Linked DNA regions of Homo sapiens: region 2 is linked to region 1. Evidence: chromatin loops called from intact Hi-C (ENCODE). Cell type or tissue: transverse colon. All regions are shown on one strand. Links, peaks and the distances in the headings refer to the core of each region. The heading gives the core; the rest is flanking DNA. Region 1 has its middle 18 kb from the start of SVIL. Region 2 has its middle 84 kb from the start of SVIL.

The links. Peaks named below come from ENCODE experiments on the same cell type or tissue, not always from the same donor. Only the 100,000 strongest peaks of a DNase experiment are listed, where the experiment ranks them.
Region 2: it touches region 1 in a loop (21-fold over the local background); 10 of 110 quality-filtered maps call a loop at or near these places.

The regions. Positions count from the first base shown.
Region 1 is chr10:29,650,656-29,656,041 of GRCh38, reverse strand. It overlaps a transcript of SVIL not described here. Among named protein-coding and RNA genes, the nearest start is that of SVIL, 18 kb to the right of the region's middle. In transverse colon, for the core only: no CTCF peak of the experiment used is centred there; no DNase peak of the experiment used is centred there.
Region 2 is chr10:29,715,997-29,721,382 of GRCh38, reverse strand. It overlaps a transcript of SVIL not described here. Among named protein-coding and RNA genes, the nearest start is that of SVIL, 84 kb to the right of the region's middle. In transverse colon, for the core only: no CTCF peak of the experiment used is centred there; no DNase peak of the experiment used is centred there; H3K27ac peaks cover 1,791 bases.

The DNA of each region.
Region 1 (5,386 bases), core at 335-5,334:
AAAATTAGCTGGGCGTGGTGCCACATACCTGTAGTCCCAGCTACTCGGGAGGCTGAGGCAGGAGAAGCACCTGAACAGAAGTCTAAGGTTGCAGTGAGCCAAGATCATGCCACTGCACTCCAGTGACAGAGCAAAACTCCAAAAGAAACAGAAAAAAAAAAAAAAAACCCACACATACACACTCAACAGACTAGGAATAGAAGGGAACTTCTTCAACCTGAAAAAGACATCTATGAAGAACCCACAGCTAACATGACACTGAATGGTGAAGGGCTGAAAGCTTTTCTCCTAAGCTCAGAGACAAGACAAGGATATCCATTCTCACCACTTCTGTTCAGTATTTGTGAACAGTAAATTTTAGGTGCTGTGATGGTTAATATTAGGTGTCAACTTGATTGGACTAAGGGAGGCTTAGATGCCTGGTAAAGTATTTTTTCTGGGTGTGTCTCTGAGGGGCTTGCCAGAGGAGATTGACATTTGAGTTGGTGGAGTGGGAGAGGAAGACCCACCCTTGCTGTGGGTGGGCACCATCCAGTCAGCTGCCCAGCATGGCAAGAGCGAAGCAGTAGAAGAAGGTGGGATAAGCAGCTTGCTGGGTCTTCTGGCTCTGTTTCCTCTTCCTGTGCTGGATGCTTCCTTCTACTCCTCCTGCCCTTGGACATCAAATTCCAGGTTCTTCGGCCTTTAGACTCTGGGACTTGCACCAGTGGCTTGCCGGGGGGTCTAGGGCCTTTGGCCACAGACTGAAGGCTGCACTATTGACTTCCCCAGTTTTGAGGCTTTAGGACTTGGACTGACCACTACCAGCTTCTCTCTTCCCCAGCTTGCAGACAGCCTATCATGGGACTTACCTTGTAATTGTGTGAGGCAGTTCTCCCTAATAAATTCCCTTTCACATGTATATGTATCCTGTTGGTTCTGCCCCTCTGGAGAACCCTAATACATTTGTCAACCTGGCTGGATTAAAAAACACCTAGATAGCTAATAACACATTATTTCTGCGTGTGTCTGTGAGGGTGTTTCTGGACGAGATTGGTGTATGAGTGGTAGACTAAGTGAGGAAGATCCACCCTCCATGTGGGTGATCACTGTCCAATTGACTCCGGGCCTGGATAGAAAAAAAGACAGGGGAAAGGTCTTTGCTGGAGCTGCAACACTTCTTCTACTGCCCTTGGACATCAGAGCTCCAGGTCCTCTGTCCTTTGGACTCTGGCATGTGCACCAGTGGCCCCAGGATTCTCAGATCTTGGGCCTTAGATTGATAGAGTGATGCCATTGGCTACCCTGATTCTGAGGCCTTTGGACTTAGATGGAGACAGGCTGCCAGTCTTCCTGGTTGTCCAACTTGAGGACAACCGGTTGTGGGACTTCTCAGCCCCCATTATCCTGTGAGCCAATTCCTCTAATACATTTCCTGCCTACTTCTATATATCTATCCTATTCATTCTGTCTCTCTGGAGAACCCTGACTAATACAGTATTGTGCTGGAGGTTCTAGCCAGAGCAGTTATACAAGAAAATGAAATAAGAGGCTTCCAGATTGGAAAAGAAAAGGTAAAACTATCTTTACTTGCAGATGGCGTGATCTTGTTTATAGAAAATTTTTAGGAACTCACCATACTATTAAAACTAATAAGTTCAGCAAGATTGCAGGACATAAGATTAATATACAAAATCAATTTTGTTATATATACTTGTAATGAATAATATGAAATAAAATAGAAACAATAATTTGTTTTCTAATAGCATGAAAAAGATAAAAAACTTAGGAATAAGTTTAACAAAAGAAGTGTAAAACATATACCTTAAAACTATAAAACATCATTGAAAGAAACTAAAGAAGACCTAAATAACTGGAAAAACATTCCATGTGCATGGATCAGAAAACAATATTTTAAAAATGACAGTACTCTTCAAATTGATCTACAGATTTAATGCAATCTCTGTCAAAAATCTCAAATGAATTTTTTTAATTGACAAGTAGATACTAAAACTAATATGGAAATTCAAGGGACCCAGAATAGCCATGACAATCCTGAAACAGAAGCACAAAATAGGAGACTCAGCTTCAAAACGTATTACAAAACTACAGTAATTAAGATAGTGTGGTACTGGTATTCTATTCTATTCTATAGAATAGAATTGAGTCTAGAAATAAACTCATACATTATTTGTGGTCAATTAATTTTCAGTAAATCAGTGGAAACAATACAAAACAATGCCAAAACAATTCAATGGGGAAAAATAATCTCTTCAACAAATTGTACTGGGGAAACTGTATATCCATCTGCCAAAGAAAAGCTGGACTCCTACCTCATATCATAAACAAAAATTAACTCAAAATTAATAAGAGGCTTAAAGGTAAGCCTTAAAACTCTCAGAAAAAGCATAGATACAAATTTAATGGCCTTGGATTGGATTTTTTTAAGATATGATACCAAAAGGACAAGTGACAAAATAAAAATAGATAAATGTATCAAAATTAGAAAACTTTGTGCAGCAAAGGACAATATCAAGAAAGTGAAAAGGGCTATGCATTAGTCCATTCTCGCATTGCTATAAAGAACTACCTGAGACTGGGTAATTCATAAAGAAAATAGGCTTAATTGGCTGATGGATCTTCAGGTCATATAGGAAGCATGGTTGCAGAGGCCTCAGGAAACTTACAATCATGGCAGAAGGTGAATGGGAAGCAGACACAGCCTGCATGGCTGAAGCAGGAGGAAGAGAGAGAAGGGGGAGGTGCTACACACTTTTAAACAACCAGATCTCATGAGAACTCACCATCACAAGAACAGCAAGGGGGAAGTTTGCCCCCACGATCCAATCACTTCCCACCAGGCCTGTCCTCCAACATTGGGGGTTATAATTCAACATGAGATTGGGGCAAGAACACAAATCCAAACCATATCAGGCTGGGCACAGGGACTCATGCCTGTAATCCTGGCACTTTGGGAGGCCAAAGCAGAGGATTGTTTGAGTCCAGGAGTTTGAGACCAGCTTGGTCAACATAGCGAGAACGACTCAGAAAAAAAAAAAAAAGGAAAAGGAAAAAGGCGATTCACAGAATGGGAGAAAATAGTTGCAAATTATATATGTCATAAAGGACAGTATCTAGAATACATAAAGAACTGTTAAGACTCAATAATAAAAAGATAATTTGATTAAAAAAGGGCAAAGGATTGGAATGGATAGTCCTCCAAAGAAGATATGCTAATAACTATTAAGCACATGAGAAGGTTTTTACTATCATTAGCCATTAGGGAAATGCAAATTATAACCACAATAAAAAACACTTCATACCCACAAAGACGGATAATGACAGTTGTTTGTGAGGATGTGAAGAAATTGGAATGCCCGTGTTTCCAAAGCAACTGTTTTGGAAAACAGTCCAGCAGTTCTTCAAACAATTAAACACAGATTTACCTTTTATAACCCAATATATCCACTCCTAGGCATATCCCCAAGAGAAATAGGATACATACCTATACATATACCTATACCTGTAGTCCCAGCTGTACAAAAATAATAATATTTCTAGCAGCATTATTCATAATACCTAAAGAATGGAAACAACCCAAATGTTTGTCAACTGAAGAAGAGACAAATAAAATGTGGTATATCCATACAGTAAAACACTATTCAGCTTTAAAAAGGATTGTAGTGCTGACATATGCTAAAACATGGATGAACCCTGAAAACATGCTAAGTGAAAGAAGCCAGACACCAAAGAACACAAACTGTATAATTCCTTTTATGTGAAATTTCTAGAACAGGCAAATCCATAGACACAAAGTAGATTAATGGTTGCCTACGACAGGGGGTGTATGGTGGCAAATTACGAGTGACTGCTATGGGTCTGTGGTTTCTTCCGGGAATGATGAAAGTGACTAGAATTGAGTTTCTAATGGTCGTACAATTCCGTGAATATATTAAAAACCATTGAATGATACATTTTACATTAGTGAATTGTATGGTATGTGAATTTTATATCAGTAAGCCTGGTGTGTGTGTGTGTGTGTGTTTGTGTGTGTGTCTTACATATATTGGACGGTTAACTGTCAGCACTTCATGATAGATGAGACTTAGGGAGTGAGGACAAGTGAGGAATTAAGAATGACCTCTAAATTTTGGTCTTGAGCAATTTCTCAGAAGGAGATGAAAGACTGAGATTAGGAGGGTTTCTTTTTGCTTTGTTTTGTTTTTGTTTTATGGAGAGGGCCAGCTTTGAGAATCAAGAGTTCTATTGTGGACATATTAAGTTTGAGGTGTCTATTAAATATCCAAACAAATCTTAGGCAGACAGTTGAACGTGTGTCTAGAACTCCGAGGAGTAATCTAGACTGGAGATAACATTTAGATGATAGGTGAATCTGCAGGAAAGGATGAAAACAGAGAGAGAGAGAGAGAGAGAGAGAGAGAGAATGCATGTGGCACAGGATGAGGTAGAATAGGAGAGGGGAGTTACAAAGCAAACTGAGAAGGAATGGCCAGCCAGGGAGGAAGGAGAAGTAAGAGAGTGAGCACAAGGTCACTGAACTCAGGCACAAAGTAAGTCCTACCGAGAGGTAGTCATAGGAGGACAGAAGGATCTATTGGAATTGCCAAGATGGATGTTGCCCATGACCATGATAAGAGAAGTTCAGATTGGAAACTCCAGATCCGAATGGTTTGAAGAGGGAATGTGAAGTGCTACAGTGGAGACAATTTGGCACCTGTTTTCAGAAGTGTTGCTGTCACCAGATTCTGATGAAAAATTGCTCTTGGATCTTTACCTGCTCTGCTGAAATGCCCAAAAAGGTGCTGGTTGGGTTTGGAGGTCGTGTCTTCCTGGGAGCCAGCCCTTCTGGGTATGAATGTTGCATCTGTGTAGGGAGTTGCTAACTTGTAGGCAGGGTTGGGGCGCGAGGGTGGTGTGAGGCTGGGGTTCGGAGAAGAGTGCCATTCTTTGCCTTGTTCTCTGATGGTTTTGATTTTGTTTAGTTATTTTGATTGGGAGAAAATGTAAAGAAGGGGTTTACTAATGTGCTTTTTCAAAGTCTAGGTCAAATTGATAAAAAGAAATCTCTGTTTGAAATCAGAATAAAGAGAAAAGACATTCCATGCTCTTGTTTTGGAGACAGGGTCTCCTGTTGCTGCCCAGACTAGAGTGAAGTAGCACAAACTACTGGCCTCAAGTGATCATCATGCCTCAGCCTCCCATGTGGCTGGGATTACAGGCGTGTGCCACCATGGCCAACTTATGATTTTTATTTTTGTAGAGACAAAGTCTTGCTATGTTGCCCAGTTGTTCTCCAACTCCTGACCTCAATGATCCTCCCAGCTTGGGCCTCCCAATGTGTTGACATTACTGGTATGAGCCTGTGCACAAACTTCATTCCAGGCTT
Region 2 (5,386 bases), core at 98-5,097, 66 kb before region 1:
AATGTAACTATCAATATAGTAATTTTAAATCTGTCATCTTACTGTATGTGTTCTATGTATCTTGTCTATTCTTTATTCCCTTTTCCCTGGTTTCTCTGCCTTCTTTTGGATTGAGGTGTTTTTTTGTTTGTTTGTTTGTTTGTTTTTGTAATGATTCCATTTGTCTCCTTTGTTGGCTAATTAGCTATATGTCTTTGTTTTGTTATTTTGTGGTTGCTTTAAGATTTACAGTATAATCTGGGCATAGGGGCTCACACTTGTAATCTTAGCACTTTGGGAGGCTGAGGCGGGTGGATTGCTTGAGGCCAGGAGTTTGAGACCAACCTGGCCAACATGGCAAAAACCCCATCTCTTCTAAAAATACAAAAATTAGTGGGTTGTGGTGGCACATGCCTGTAGTCCCAGCTACTCAGGAGGCCGAGGCATGAGAATCACCTGAATCCAGGAGGCAGAGGTTGCAGTGAGACGAGATCACACCACTACACTCCAGCCTGGGCACAGAGCAAGACTGTGTCTCAAAAAACAAACCAACAAACTATTTAGAGTATACATCTTTAAGTTATCATAGTCTACCTTTAAGTGATATTATATCACTTCACATATCATATAAGAACATTACAATAGGATACTTCCATCTTGGCCTTTGTATTGTTGTACAGTTTACTTTTACATATGTGATTAACTCCATATAAGTTATTATTGTTTGAGAAGTCACTTCTCTTTTAAAAGCTTAAATAATAAGGAGAAAGCTCTTATGTATTTACCCAGGTAGTAACTATTTCCACTGTTCTTTATTCCTTTGTGTATATCCATATTTCTACCTGATTATTTTTTCTACTTAAAATAATTTACTTTAGCATTTTTTGTTATGTAGGACTTCTGGTGATGAATTCATTCCATTTTTATATGTCTGATAAATCCTTATTTTGCCTTTATTTTTATAAGTACCATGTGCTAACTAGTTGTATAATTGGAGCTACAGTTTTATTTTTGGAAGCTATTTTTGCTGGGTATAGAATTATAGATTGACAATTTTTTCTTCTTAGTTTATGAAAGATTTTGCTTCACTATTTTACACTTGCCTTGCTTTTGACATAAAATCTGCTATCATTCTTACCTTCTTTTGTTTATGTGATATGTCCTTTTTTTCTAATTGCATTTAGTATTTTTATTTTTTAAAAAGTGAAGTCTCACTGTGTCATCCAGGGCAGAGTGCAGTGGTGCAGTCATAGCCCACTGTAGCCTCAAACTCTTGGGCTCAGTCTTCCTGCCTCAGCCTCCCGAGCAACTGGGACTACAGGCACATGCCACCACGCCCAGCTGCTTTTAAGATGTTTTGTTTGTTCCTGGTTTTAAGCAATTTGCAATGTGCTTTGATATACGTTAGTTTATATTTCTTGTGCTTGGAATTAAATGAGCTCCTTGGATCTTTGGGTTTATATTTTTATTAGGTTTGGCATAATTTTTCAGCCATTATTTCTTTAAATATCATTTTCTATCCCTCTGTGCCCCCCATGTGGAATCCAATTACATGTGTTTAGGCTGCTTAAAGTTGTCTCCACAGCTCACTCATGCTTTGTTCATTTTTTTTAAACTTTCTTTTCTGTTTTTCATTTTGGATATTTCTATTGCTATGTCTTCAAGTTCAATAGTCTTTTCTTCTGAAATGTCTACCTGCTATTAATCCTATCCAGTCTACTGTTCATCTCGCACATTGTAGATATTATTTCTAGAAATTTGATTTGTGTTTTTATATATTCATATCTCTGCCTAAAATCTTGAATATTTGTCCTTGTCTGCTAATTCTAATACCTTTCTTAACTCTTGGTCAGTTTCAGTTGATTGACATTGCTCCTCGTTGTGGGTTGTATTTTCCTGCCTTTTTGCATGCCTGGTAATTTTTGACAGGATGCCAGACATTGCAATGTTATCTTCTGGGGGGATGGAAATATTGTTGAGCTTTGTTTTGGGATGTAGATAAATTACTTGGAGACAGTTGATTCTTTTGTCTTACTTTCAAGATTTATTAGGTAGGAGCAGTGCTAATTAGACAGGGATAATTATTTCTTAACCCGTTTATACCGAGTGTTCCATAATTGGAACACTAAGCTTGTGGGAGTTATTTATATCCTATTGCTTAAGGTCATCACCAAGGTCTGATTTCTCACACACAAAAAATTTGCAACCTCCAGCATAAATGGGTTAAGCAACATCTTTCTGAGTACCCAGTGCTTGTGAATTATGAGTTTTTCCATTCTTTTTGTTTGTTTGTTTTGAGACAGAGTCACACTCTGTCATCCAGGCTGGAGTGCAGTGGCACGATCTCAGCTCACCGCAACCTCCACCTCCTGGGTTTAAGCAATTCTCCTGCCAGCCTCCCAAGTAGCTGGGATGACAGGCACTTTCTACCATGCCTGGCTAATTTTTGTATTTTTAGTAGAGACAGGGTTTCACCATGTTGGCCAGGCTGGTCTTAAACTCTCGACCTCAGGTAAACTGCCCACCTCGGCCTCCCAAAGTGCTGGGATTACAAGCATGAGCCACCATGGCTGGCTGAGTTTTTCCATTCTATCAGGTGGAAACAGACACTGTTTTGCATCAGTACCAGACACTGTTATCTCCAATCTTTTCTAGTGTTCCCCCACCCCCTCAGGCACATGTAGTTTGCTCAGAAACATGCACTGACTACTCAAAGATAAATCTCTGGACTTCTCTGTGTAGTTCTCTCCTATTTGGTACTTGGTCCTGCAAATTCTAATGGCCTGGGTCTACCCCAGATTCTCGGCTCTGGGAGTCTGCTGGGTGATAACCTAGGGCGGTCATATTGCCTAGAATCTGAAAATTCAGATTCTGTTCAGTAGGTTTTTGCTAGGGTCTGAGACTCTACATTTCTAAGAAACTTTTAGATGCTGTCAATGCTCTGGAAAGACTACTTCGAGTAGCCAGGGTCCCTAGATATTCAACAGATATGTAATGTAAACCACATATGTAATTTTACATTTCCTAGTAATCGCATTAAGAAAATTAAAAAGAAACAGGCGAATTTTTTTTTTTTTTGAGACGGAGTCTTGCTCTGTTGCCCAGGCTGGAGTGCAGTGGCGCGATCTCGGCTCACTGCAACCTCCACCTCCTGGGTTCAAGCGATTCTCCTGCCTCAGCCTCCCGAGCAGCTGGATCTACAGCGATGTGCCACCACGCCTGGCTAATTTTTGTATTTTTAGTAGAAACGGGATTTCACCATGTTAGCCAGGATGGTCTCCATCTCCTGACCTCATGATCCACCCGCCTCGGCCTCCCAAAGTGCTGGGATTACAGGTGTGAGCCACTGCGCCTGGCCACGAAACAGGTGAAATTAATTTAATTATATATTTTCTTTAACTCAGTCTACCCAAAATGTTATTTCAACATGTAATCAATGTAAAAATATTAATGAGACATTTTTTCTTAAATTTTATAGTAAGTCTTAAAATTTGATATGTATGTTATAGCTATCAGATACTACATTTTTATCTGAAATACTTGGTCTATATTTAGCTTTTATAAAATTTATAGTTGAAAAAGTATATTTGTTAACCAAACCCCAAATATACAAGTTCTCCAGCAACTGAACTCAGCATCAAAAAATCATTCTCCACGATATTCGCATTCAACTTGACAAAACTGGTTCATCTTTTTTAGAATAATTAATTTGACTTTTTGAAACAAAAAATATCAGTTTCAAAGCTACATCTGTTCAACTTAGGCAAATTCACTAACTCTTATGCCAGCTCAGAATTGTTGACATTAAATTCAAAGGAATATTGCAAAAATGGAAAAACTAACTCTAAATTTATCAATATCAACAAAGTATTCCCCAACATTTTCTTATGGATTTTGAAGGCAATTTATATAATGCTTTTGATTTCAGTGAAGTCATCCACATATTGATTCAAGTTACAAAAATGTATGAAACCATTATTTTTTACTTCTCTTATGAAAAATGTCAATTTTGACATAAATTCTCCTGCCTCTCTAGCTAGGTCATAAGTAAGTTTTTCCTTTCCTTGAAACTTTAAATTTAGCTCTTTCATATATAGTGTGTGATATCTGTGAAAAAAAACATAAATCACACTGCCTATTTTTTTTTTTTTTTTTTTTTTTTTTTTTTTTTGAGAGAGAGTCTTGCTCTGTCGCCCAGGCTTGAGTGCAGTGGCGTGATCTCGGCTCACTGCAAGCTCCGCCTCCCGGGTTCACGCCATTCTCCTGCCTCAGCCTCCCGAGTAGCTGGGACCACAGGGGCCCCCCACCACGCCCGGCTAATTTTTGTTTTTTGCATTTTTAGTAGACAGAGTTTCACCATGTTAGCCAGGATGGTCTCGATCTCTGACCTTGTGATCCACCCGCCTTGGCCTCCCAAAGTGCTGGGATTACAGGCGTGAGCCACGGCTCCCAGCCCACAGTGCCTATTTTTGTCTTCATTTCTTGCTTCAGCAAGCATTCTTTTTTTGTAAAGAAAATCCTGCATTGTAGTTAACTGTACAGTGAATGTTTGTAAAAATTCTTCTATGATTCAACCAGAGATCATTGGCAAAGAACACATGATCAATCATTTCTGGTTTTCTATTTCTTTCAGCAGTTCCATAAACTGCTTCAAGAATCCAAGATGTTTTATAACTGGCCAGAGTTATGAGCTGAGATGTAAAAAATCATTAAAACAATTTTTTTGGCCATTCTTATTTTGAGTGACTAATTTCATTGATCTGTTTTTGACTGTCGAGGGGAGATGGCATCAAATTCATTATGTTTTTGCTGAAATTGTCTGTTAATATTTTCTGCTTTATTATCTTTGACTTTTTATGTAACACACAGCTTTCTCCTTTTGCTCTGCCACAGCAAGTTATAATTGCCATTGATTATGTTGCTTTTTGCTTACCTTCCTCTCCTGTCTCTTTTTTTCTTGACTGTTCTGATTGTATTATTAATTTCTGTGTCTCCACTGGATTTTGTATCAGTCCTAAGGCTTTGGAAAGTGTCTCTGTGTTAGGACTGCTACAAAATTTTCAAAGTGATAAATTAGAAAAATTGGCCATATTTATTTTATAAACTAGAGAAACAATGTAATTATATCTTAATTAAAACAAGTATTTTGATATAATTACCAATTATGATTTACATAGTTATCACCATAACTTGTGCTGTCTGTGTAAAATATTCATATGAACACATTACAGTGTTACATCAGTGTTTAGAAAAAAACATTTAAATGGAAACACTTTATTGACACCAAGTAGATCAGTGATGCTTTCCTTTGTAGACTCATCTGCTACAATGCACCAAATAATATTTTAAGCAATATAGTATTTAAAGTAAAATGTAGTTCTACCAAAGCAATGCATTAATGTTTAAT